2 separate regions of the Homo sapiens genome follow, and region 2 is linked to region 1. A link is a contact called in ENCODE Hi-C or POLR2A ChIA-PET data. All regions are on one chromosome and are shown on one strand. The core of a region is the stretch at or near the end of the contact, and the rest is flanking DNA. Distances in the headings are between cores, read along the strand shown. Region 1 holds the start of ARHGAP31-AS1 (ARHGAP31 antisense RNA 1). Region 2 holds the start of ADPRH (ADP-ribosylarginine hydrolase).

Region 1 (5,066 bases), core at 846-3,345:
TGGTTCTCTGTTTTACTAAAAGGAGTCGTCCATTAAAAGTTATGCTCAATACTAAATACCAGTTAGAATAGATACAACTGTGCTGCCTTCACCTACACTAAGGGCTAGGGGTTGAGAGTAGAGAAAGACTCCTCTCCCCACTCTTTGTTTTTCCACGTCTATCCTTAAACATTCTTTGAGGATCTGATTCTCGAAAGGGTTTTTGTTGTTTATGTTTGTTTGTTTGTTTCTTTTAATAGCTACAAATCTCCTTGGGAGGGACAAGGAACCTTGATGTGAACCACATGTGGAATACAGCAATGGTACCCAAGCTTTTTGGATTTCACAGATCAAGTTTAAAAGATTTTGGGGGATCTACCTAGGACTGCTAATTTTTTATTTTTCTGAGAGAGGACATCAACCAACAATAACTATCGTATTTCATAACAGAATGGACAATTCAAAATAACTAAAACTATGAAGCATATAGTCTTAGAATAAAGAATTGTCCTGTTCAAGAAAGGACAAGTGTAACCTTAAAATTGTTATAATACATCCGGATAAATTTATTACATAGATGGCCCTACATTTCCTATGGGTCTGCGGTTGTGAGCCACTGTTCTAGACGGCTAGGAGGGTTTGAAGTGAGTTGAGAACCTTTACTGTCCTGAAGATGGGGTAGGGGCTAGACAAGGGTATATTCTAAAAAGAGGAAAGCGCTACTGTAATAATCTTGCCTAGGATTACATACAGATGGGCATAACAGAGTCCCAGGACTTCACCCCTTCGGTGTAGAGCAGGGATGGCAGGGATGGCAAGAGCCCCACTTAGGATACCTGGAAAAAGAAATCTCCGCAGCAAAGGGTCCTTGTGCTGACTTTTCTTTTTCATTTACGAGTGTACCCTCTGTCTCCTTGGGGGCCCACCTTCTTATTCCCAGCAGGAAAGGGGAAGGGGGAGGACAGGAAATGTGGAAACCGCGTTAACAGCCTGATTGTGAACCAGCACTGCGACTGAGATGCGAGGAGGGAAGGACAAAAGTCCCTCCCTCGCTTTTCAAAAAGTAAGCCACAAAAGTTATAGAAACATTTTCTATTAAACATCATCTCCATTTTGCAGAGAACCTAAGGCTCCGAGGACTTGCCCAGGGCCATACAGCCGGTGAGCCCCAGGGCTCAGCCACAGCCCAGGTAACGAGGACAGGGCTTGCTCCAGCCACCATTGGCTGCCTCTTCGGCCTCCCTCTCTCAGGTGAGACAGTATGTCAGGTGAGGCAACTGAAACAATGTCCCTCAGTTCGGATGCATCCTCCCTCTTCGTTTCCTGTCATGAGACAGGTTTCTCCTCTTCCTGGATGTGGTTAAAAAAAAAAGAAGAAGAAAAGAAACAAAAGAAAAAAGGAAAGAAACGCAAAGCAAAGCCAAGCCCAACGTCTTGGCTCTCAGGGTTGCACCTCCTTTCTCTACCCGCGGGGTCTGGGCCGGCGGGGTGTGGCCGCAGCCCTGGGGCGCGAGAAGCCCATCCGGGCCCGAGGTGCTGGGCGGCCTGGAGCGCTGGCTGCCCCCAGGGCCGGCGGCTGTCCCTGGGGTTTCCCCGCTTCTGGGCTTTCCCCGCTTCTGGGCTCGGTGGCCGCGCGGGCGGGCGCCAAGTGACTCAGCCGTCCCCGAGGGCGTTCCGGGAAGCGGCCGGGGGCGCGGGCTTTCCTGTCGCCGCAGCGTGTGAGTCCCCAGCGCCGAAAGGGGATCAGAAACCGCTGGGCGGAGCAGCGGGAGGAAGCTGCGGCGCGCAGAGCAGAGTCAGCGCCACCGTCTTTCGAGCTGGAGCGGAGGGAACGTGGCCTTGACGTTGCTGAAGCTGAAGCGCCGGGCGGGCGCCCGGACCCCGGGGCGGGGCAGAAACGAGTCCGTTCCCTACTGCGGGGCGGGGGCAGGGCTGGAACGGGAGTTCAGGAGGGACAAGGACGTGGAAGGAGCCCAGCAGAGGGCACCCGGGACCCCCGCGGCCGGGCCGAGTTTGAAGGGAGCCCCTCTCCCCCTCCCCCTGGCGGAGCCCCCTGTAGGGTCTGACCTGGTGCCCCGCAACAGGAGCGGGAGGAGGAGCAGGCCCAGAGCGGCCGGGCCCCAGCCTAGAGGGGCGCTCGAGGGGAAGCGAGTGAAGTGAGGGCTCCGCCAGAGCAGCACCCCCTTCCCCGCCGTCCCTCCCGGACTGGCCGGTTCTCGTCAGAGATTCCTTTGTCTTCGACGCTGGTCCCTCCACACCAAGGTGGGAGGCTGAGGTGGGAGGTGGCAGAGCGGTGGGAGTGGGAGCAAGGCCGGAGCGTGGGTGGAGGCGCTGGCCGCGGGCTTGCAAGGATGGCACAAGGGAGACATCCAGGACAAACCATGGGGAACACAGCTGCCACTGAGAGAAGCTGCCCGGAGGAGGAAGGGGCTGCAAAGTTCAACCACCAGGCAAGGCAAGTCCACGAACAAAATCCCGGCTCTAAAAACAGAGCAGCAATTGTCACTGTGGGTTAGACGCTTTGAGTTACCTCTATTTTCATTTATGTCTAAGATAAATTCAAGAGACAAGGAGAAAGTCAGGAGGTTAAAATTCCAGCCTCTGGTCCCAGCTCCCTAAAGCCAGCTCCCTTCTTGTCTTTGCCAAAGTTTGCTTCTATGAATCAGTAATTAACCCCCACTTTTTTTCTTATGTCAGAGTTCCTTCAGTCACAACCAAGAGAGTTCTGACTAATAACACACCTTTTAATCCAGCAATTTTACTTCTGGGAGTTTATTCCAAAGAAATATTACATAACAAAAGAGCCATATGCCTCACAATATTCACTGTGGGCTTGTTCATAAAATTAAAACAATCATAACTATAAATGTCCAGTAATGGAGGCAGGGAATAAACTGGCATATTTATATGATAAACTACTATGGGCCGGGCGTGGTGGCTCACGCCTGTAATCCCAGCACTTTGGGAGGCTGAGGCGGGCAGATCACCCGAGGTCAGAAGTTCAAGACCAGCCTGGCCAACATGGCGAAACCCCGTCTCCACTAAAAATACAAAAACAAGTTAGCTGGGCGTGGTGGTGTGGGCCTATAGTTCCAGCTACTTGGGAGGCTGAAGCAGGAAAATCACTTGAGCCCGAGAGGTAGAGGCTTCAATGAGCTGAGATCGTGACACTGCACTCTGGCCTGGGCAACAGAGCGAGTCTCCGTCTCAAAACAAAACAAAACCTACGGAGCCTTAAAATGTTATATGTAGGGTTTTATAACTTGAATAAAGACTTCGGTTATAAGAAAGCAAGACACAAAATCATATATATATATAATATATATATACACACACACAGTGTAATCACAATATGAAAATGTACATAGAAAAAAAACACTTGAAGGAAATCCACCAAAATGTTACATCTTTGGGTGATAGAATTACATACAAGTATTTTTTTCTTTCTAAAACATTTATGTATTTCCCAATTTATCTACAATGAGGATAAGCATGTATTATTAAAAAGTATGAAAACATTGATTTTAAAATTTTACATATATAGTATATAATTATATATACATAATACATATATATATACTATATATATATATATAGTATATATATATATGTGAAATTGCTGCTGAATAGGAAATCACCGGGCCTGGGTGAAAGATGATAAAATTTACTTGAGCAATTTTTCCACTAATTGAATGATTTTTCTGCAATTTAAAAAGGGTATATGGAAGTTAAAGAGGATGGGTCAATGTTTATACATCTGTATTAGTTCGTTTTCACACTGCTGATAAAGACATACTGGAGACTGGGCAATTTACAAAAGAAAGAGGTTTAATGAACTTGCAGTTCCACATGGCTGGGGAGGCCACAAGTCATGGTGGAAGATTAAAGGCACTCAAGAGAAGAGAGAGCTTTTGCAAGGAGACTCCCGTTTTTCAAAACCATCAGATCTCGTGAGACTTACTCACTATCACAAGAACAGCCCGAGAAAGGCCTGGCCCCATGATTCAATTACCTCCCACCAGGTCCCTCCCACAACACGTGGGAATTCAAGATGAGATTTGGGTGGGGATACAGCCAAACCATATCAATGTCCAAGATATTAGTGAAAGGGAAGGGCATGCCACAGTAGGCCAGAGGAGAGAAAACATCTGAGTTTTAGAATACACAAAAAGAAAATGATGAGATCGCAGCTGATTCTTGATTGGTGAGGACTTGCTGGTTTGTGGGCAGAAGTAATGGAACTTTTAATGGCAAAGGGAAGAATACACTCAAACATTATTTAAGATAGGAGGTAAGGGAGTAATGGGTAAGGTTACTGCATCATGAAAAGTTTTGTTTACAATGGGTTTACTGTATTTATCAGGATAATATTTTTTAATCCTGAAGAATAGGTGTGCAAAATGAATTTAACATCTTCACATTTGGCCCAAGGTTGTTGATACCAGTATTATTATCTTACCTTAGCAATAGGATGAGTATGCTTATTTTGGGTTGGAAAATGCCTAATGATCATGTAGCCCCTTATTTGGGGCCTATTCCTCTTCTATAGGGAGGGAAGGAAGAATATCAAGAAAGCCTCATGTCTAAGTGCCCTGTATCCCTGGAGATCTTTATGTAGCAGCAGAGAATAGACACTGATAAAACCAAGTTTCGCTAGTTTGAGAACTGTTCAGTCTTGTGGGAGGATCTGGTAGAAGGGAGAATGCAGCAATATCCTTCAAGTAATACTACATACCATACCTTGAACAAGGAATGTAGCATAAACTGGTGAGGACCTGTGTTATGATAAAAGGCAAAGCTTTTGCTCTGGGATTGAAATCTAGGACTCTCTGTGGGGTAGATGTAGAATTTACCAAGCCATACACAGAGAGGTGTGGGTCTGGGCTTAAGGAAATCTTGGGTCATTCCAGTTCCCCTCCCTTGATTCTTCCCCTGCCAGGGGAGATCCCTTGCTGATCTCACCTTGTGTGGGCTTTTTATCATTGTCCCTCCCTCACCTATTGAAAGCTGTACACGTTTTACTGGGAATGAAATGGGAGGTGTCACTAGGTTGAGGGTCAGACACTGGACATTCGTGGATTCACAGC
Region 2 (4,855 bases), core at 1,332-3,831, 260 kb before region 1:
ACGACTCTAGCTATGTTTTATTGAGCACTCACTACTTGCAGACATTGTATCAGTGGCATCTCATGTAATCCTCATCACTGCTCTATGAGGAATATAAAGCCCATTTTATGTATGAACAAATGGAGGACCATGGAGATAATGCAGTTTGAGAAATGTTCAGTGACTTGTCTCAGGTCACAGAGCCAATAAGTGGCAGGGCTGGGATCCCAACATAGGTCCATCTGACTCCAAAGTCTATCATCATAACTACAACTGTATCTCTTGCCTCTTGGTGAGTAGTAAGCCCACTAAATTCTGCAAGTCAAACCCAGCTCATCATTTGCTCTTCTTAGCTGGGATTTGGCCTTAGAAGTGCAAGGCTTTACACTTCCTATTAGTGTCACAATGTGTAGTTCACAAAGCACCTGCACATTCATTGTCTCACTAATAGGGAGGGATTACAGTATGCATTTCACAGATAAGAAAATGAAGGCTCAGATAAGCTAAATTCACAAAACAAGAGGAGTGGAAGTACTGGAACCCAAATCTGATTCCAGCCAAGCCAGGATGCTTGGTATCACACCACTCAGCCTCAGTCCAGATCTTCTTACCTTGGGCAACCTCTTGGTGCCTCAGCCTCCACATTTATAAAATGGCACTGATTTTAAAAAGTAACAACCTCCTGGATTTGTTGTTAGGAATAAATAAATTAAATTTCATAAAGTTGGCTGGACGCGGTGGCTCACGCCTGTAATCTCAGCACTTTGGGAGGCCGAGGTGGGTGGCTCATCTGAGGTCAGGAGATCGAGACCAGCCTGGCCAACAGGGTGAAACCCCATCTCTACTAAAAATACAAAAATTAGCCGGGTATGGTGGTGCATGCCTGTAGTCCCAGCTACTCAGGAGGCTGAGGCAGGAGAATCGCTTGAACCCAGGAGGCAGAGGTTGCAGTGAGCCGAGATTGTGCCACTGCACTCCAGCCTGGGCGACAGACCAAGACTCTGTCTCAAAAAAAAAAAAAAAAAAAAAGTTCTTAGAGTGCTTGGCACATAGTAAGCTTGATTTTTGACATATTTGTATTATTCATATACAACCAGGGAAAATGGGTGTTCTGTTTTAGAACTAGAACATTTTCTCCCCACAACCTTTCCTTCGACAGTAATGTTTAAATATTGTTTCTCTTAGAAATGATCAGCTTCTAGAGAATTCGAATCTCTATTAATAATATACCCACCATGAATGAAATCCCTGGTAAAGCGCTGGCTTCCCTGTTGGTGCATTTCCTAAGAACCCCCCTCTTTCAGCCAATTCCTCAGGGTTCCCTTCTCCCTGTGGCTTTCAGGTCAAAGCCCTCCATCCCATCCAGGCCAATACTTTTATAAGGGTCTGGCAGACTAGCTCATTCTCCCCTCAGGTGAAACTTTTCCCTCCCCTCCACTTATCTAAACCCTATTTACCCAAGGTCTAGTTCAAGTCAGGAGGCTTCCAGAAGTGCTTCTGCAGCTGCACTGCTGTTGGCCATGGAATGCAGGCTGGAGAGCCCCTGGAGAAGGAGTAAACGACGAAGATGGATGCGTTCCACTACCCAGTTACTGGTAATGCTGAGTTTCTGAGCTCACAAAGGATATTTGTAAATGTTATTTACATAGTTTATTATTTACAGTGAAGCCTAGGCACTGAGATTCTGGGCTACTAGACCTGACAGACACCCGGGACAGCGGTTTGCCCATCTGTAAACTGGAGGGGGAAGTGGGGAGGTATAGGCTCTCGGAAGTTCCGTCCTGCGCTGCGATTTTCAGACACTAGGCCAAGACACTCTGCTTCTTGGCCTCGGAGGACTAACTTTAACCCCCCATACCCTCCCTCTCAATGTCCTCATTGTCCTTTCCGTAATTCCTTCTGGCTCCACCCTAATGTGTGCTTCTGTGAATTGCAAGCTGGGATGGGGGAAGAAGACCGGCATCTTTTTTCGGTTGTAAATTCCCTTTAACGTTCGCTTTCAGAACGCTGTAATTACTTAACTCCTCTGAACTTTCACGGGTCACATTCTCGTACCCGAACTATACATTCAGAACTAAGATCTGATCAGCTGCTTCCGGGCCATGCCCGGCTTTGGAAAGAAACGGGGCGGTTGACACGCTCCCACGATTTGCAAGACTGGGAATCCTCATGGTCGGCCACACTCGGAGAGCGCCAGGGGCGGGGGAGGGGAGCGCGGGGCCGAGGGCCGGGATCGCGATACCTGCTGTAGCCTGGACTGGAACGCGCGAGCGACGGGCGTGGCGCGGGCTCCCGGGGCCGGGGAAGAGGCCTTGGCTGCTGCGGGTGGACGAGGGCGCGGGTTGGGGCGGAGCCGGGTCACCGGGTTCCGGGACTGTCCCCAGATAAGCAGGGTGGCGGCGAGGGCCCCCGCACCTGCGCTTGGCCGCGCTGAGTGAGCTAATCTTGGAGCCTCCAAGGCGGCTTCCTGGCACCGCCGCGCCCTTCTGCACCCAAGCGAGAGTGGACGGGACCTCCGTCGCCCGCCCCAAATGCTCTGAAGAGCCCGGAGCCTGGTGCCCGGAATGTGGCGGCACCGGAAAGCCGGCTCTCGCCTGGCTGTGGTCAGTGACTCCCGTGTGGCCCCGGCTGACGCCTTCGCCCGTGCTCACGTCCGACTTTGTAGGACTGTAGTGGACCGGGTGTGCCCAGATGCTTGAAGAGCGTACTGAGTGTGCCGCCCTTGCCAGGGTTCTGGGCCCTCACGCATAAAGTGGGATAATAATATCTGCCTCTTAGAATGGTTGTTAAGGATTCAGTTAGTTAATTTTAACTAGTCATTTATTTGGCAGCAGCGTAGAATTCTTGTATCCTGATCGTAAATAAAAGCAAAGAAAAACGAAGAGTATTTTTGTCTAAATACATTAATCATGTCACTTTTAAAGCAAATCAGAATCACCATATGCAAATATTCTATATATTTCTCCAAAGTTTTAAATTTGCTATGCCTATTTTCTTGCTGTAATGACTAGCCTTGGTCTGAGAGCTTTTTAAAAAATTGATATATAATTTATATATAATGAAATGTCCTTACACCATAATCGAGATATGAAATATTTCCATCACTTTAAAACATTCTCTTGTGGCCTTCCCAGTGAATAACCATCTCCATCTCCAACTCTAGCCTAAGTGACTTTTGAGTGTTTACAAAAATCAAGTTCACCAATAAGGGAGGCAGAGATCACCTCCAACCCCCTACACCCTCTAGCTCTTAGTGAGCTAATCAGCTGCATCTAGAAGCCAAATTGACACTAGGCAGATTAACAAGAGAAAAGTATACAAATTTTATTAATTTTACATGTACATGGGGATGTTAAGAGACTGAATCCTGAAGAAAGTGTCCAAAGCAAGATGCTTTTATACTTTTTAGAAAAAGAGTGATAAATTTAAGAAGAAGTGACAGGACAAAGAAAATCCGGCTAGGGTGGTAAAAAATTTCTAGGGGAGCCCCTAGGAGATATATGGGGGGTGGGGTGTAAAACAGGTGGAAGATAATGGTTACTTTGCAAGAATGTTTACTCCAGTCCAAATGCCACCTCCAGTTCCAAATCTCTGGTGATGAGAGCTATTTTCTCGCTCTGGCGTGGAGAACATACCTCTCCTAGAGGAATCTTTATTGCTGGCTGCATGCAGGAAGAGACAGCTCAGCTCCTGTCAGGGAACCAGGCTCATTTGTCTTTCACACAGTATGCCAATCACTGAGGCGCACAAGTTTTGCAGTAGAGAAAGGGTGTATTCACAAGGCAGCCAAGACAGGAGACTGGAGAACAGGCCTCAAATGTGCCTTTCCAAAGATGGAATTTTAGGAGTGCTTATGGGATAGGGGAGGAAGGTGGTCCAAGGTTCAGAGAAAGATGAGGTAAGGAAAAGTGAGGCAATCGGTAATCTGAGCAAGCATAGTCAATCTTCATGGCTGTTCATAGAACACATGTTCACAAAATCGTGACGTTAGCATGATCTGAGAGTGGAGTTTTGGGCCTTCTGATGTCAAAAGGTCACCCATTGGACACTCACGCAGGCCAAGATGAAGGGCTGGTGGCTTGAACTGGACAAGAACTGACTCTAAGTTCCTGAAAAATAACTTAAGCAATATTTTCCATGGTGTCCTATCAGAGAAGTTATCTATAAGGAGGCAAGTGGAATTTAGTTATGTATCGTCTAGCTACATGACTTTTAGCTATGCAGGTTTTAAAATCGACTAGAAGCAAGTGACCAAAAGCAAGCAAGGCAAATTAAGTGTCAGGCCTAATCAGGTCAGCCCTCAGTTTTACCCTTTCTGAAACTATAATTTCTCTAATGTTTTCAACTCAAAGTAATCAATATATTATATGGCATATTTGGGGATGGCACATCCTTCATTCTTTCAACTGTCAAAGATTTTCAGCCTCTGAGGATGCAGTCAAAGCAAGTTCTGTAGTAAGAGACATTTTGAATAATAAGCATCCCGATAAAACTCAACACAGTTTCAGCTTAAGATGTCTGCTGAGGATATTGTTCATATTATGTAGTGATCTTTCTGTGAGAATCCATGGGAAAGGGTGATTTTTTGTTTTCGTTTTTGACTTAAATGTAAAGAATAACTGGGGCTGGGCACAGTGGTTCATACCTGTAATCCCAGTACTTTGGGAGGCCAAGGGGGACAGATTGCTTGAGACCAGGAGTTCGAGACCAGCCTGGGCAACATGGTGAAACCTGTTCTCTACAAAAAATACAAAAATTATCCAGGCATGCGCCTGTGGTCTGAGCTACTCAGGAGGCTGAGGTGGGAGGACTGCTTGAGCCCAGGAAGCAGAGGTTGCAGTGAGCTGAGATTGTGCCACTGCACTCCAGCCTGGAC

What was found. Hi-C counts contacts between places; a loop is a spot of excess contacts on that map. ChIA-PET counts read pairs that join two places held with the same protein, here RNA polymerase II (POLR2A). Pooled maps may share reads with other maps.
Region 2: a map with no recorded cell type shows a loop between it and region 1 (6-fold over the local background). The contact joins the promoter of ADPRH here to the promoter of ARHGAP31-AS1 in region 1. A Hi-C loop is called at or near these places in 1 of 168 maps with a recorded cell type or tissue (B cell), 1 of 37 single-sample maps with no recorded cell type and 9 of 50 pooled maps. POLR2A ChIA-PET finds 5 or more read pairs at or near these places in 1 of 52 experiments (GM10248).

What each region holds. Positions count from the first base shown.
Region 1 is chr3:119,319,789-119,324,854 of GRCh38, reverse strand. ARHGAP31-AS1 (ARHGAP31 antisense RNA 1) reads left to right here and starts at 2,095. Exons shown (of 2, transcript NR_046748.1): 1 at 2,095-2,241. All of the region lies in intron 1 of ARHGAP31 (Rho GTPase activating protein 31), which reads right to left. RefSeq lists enhancers at 710-1,566, 1,567-2,424 and silencers at 1,388-1,737, 1,788-2,147.
Region 2 is chr3:119,577,218-119,582,072 of GRCh38, reverse strand. ADPRH (ADP-ribosylarginine hydrolase) reads right to left here and starts at 2,581. Exons shown (of 5, transcript NM_001125.4): 1 at 2,222-2,581; 2 at 1,437-1,522. RefSeq lists enhancers at 1-327, 1,432-1,651, 2,592-2,691, 2,476-2,977 and a silencer at 2,272-2,411.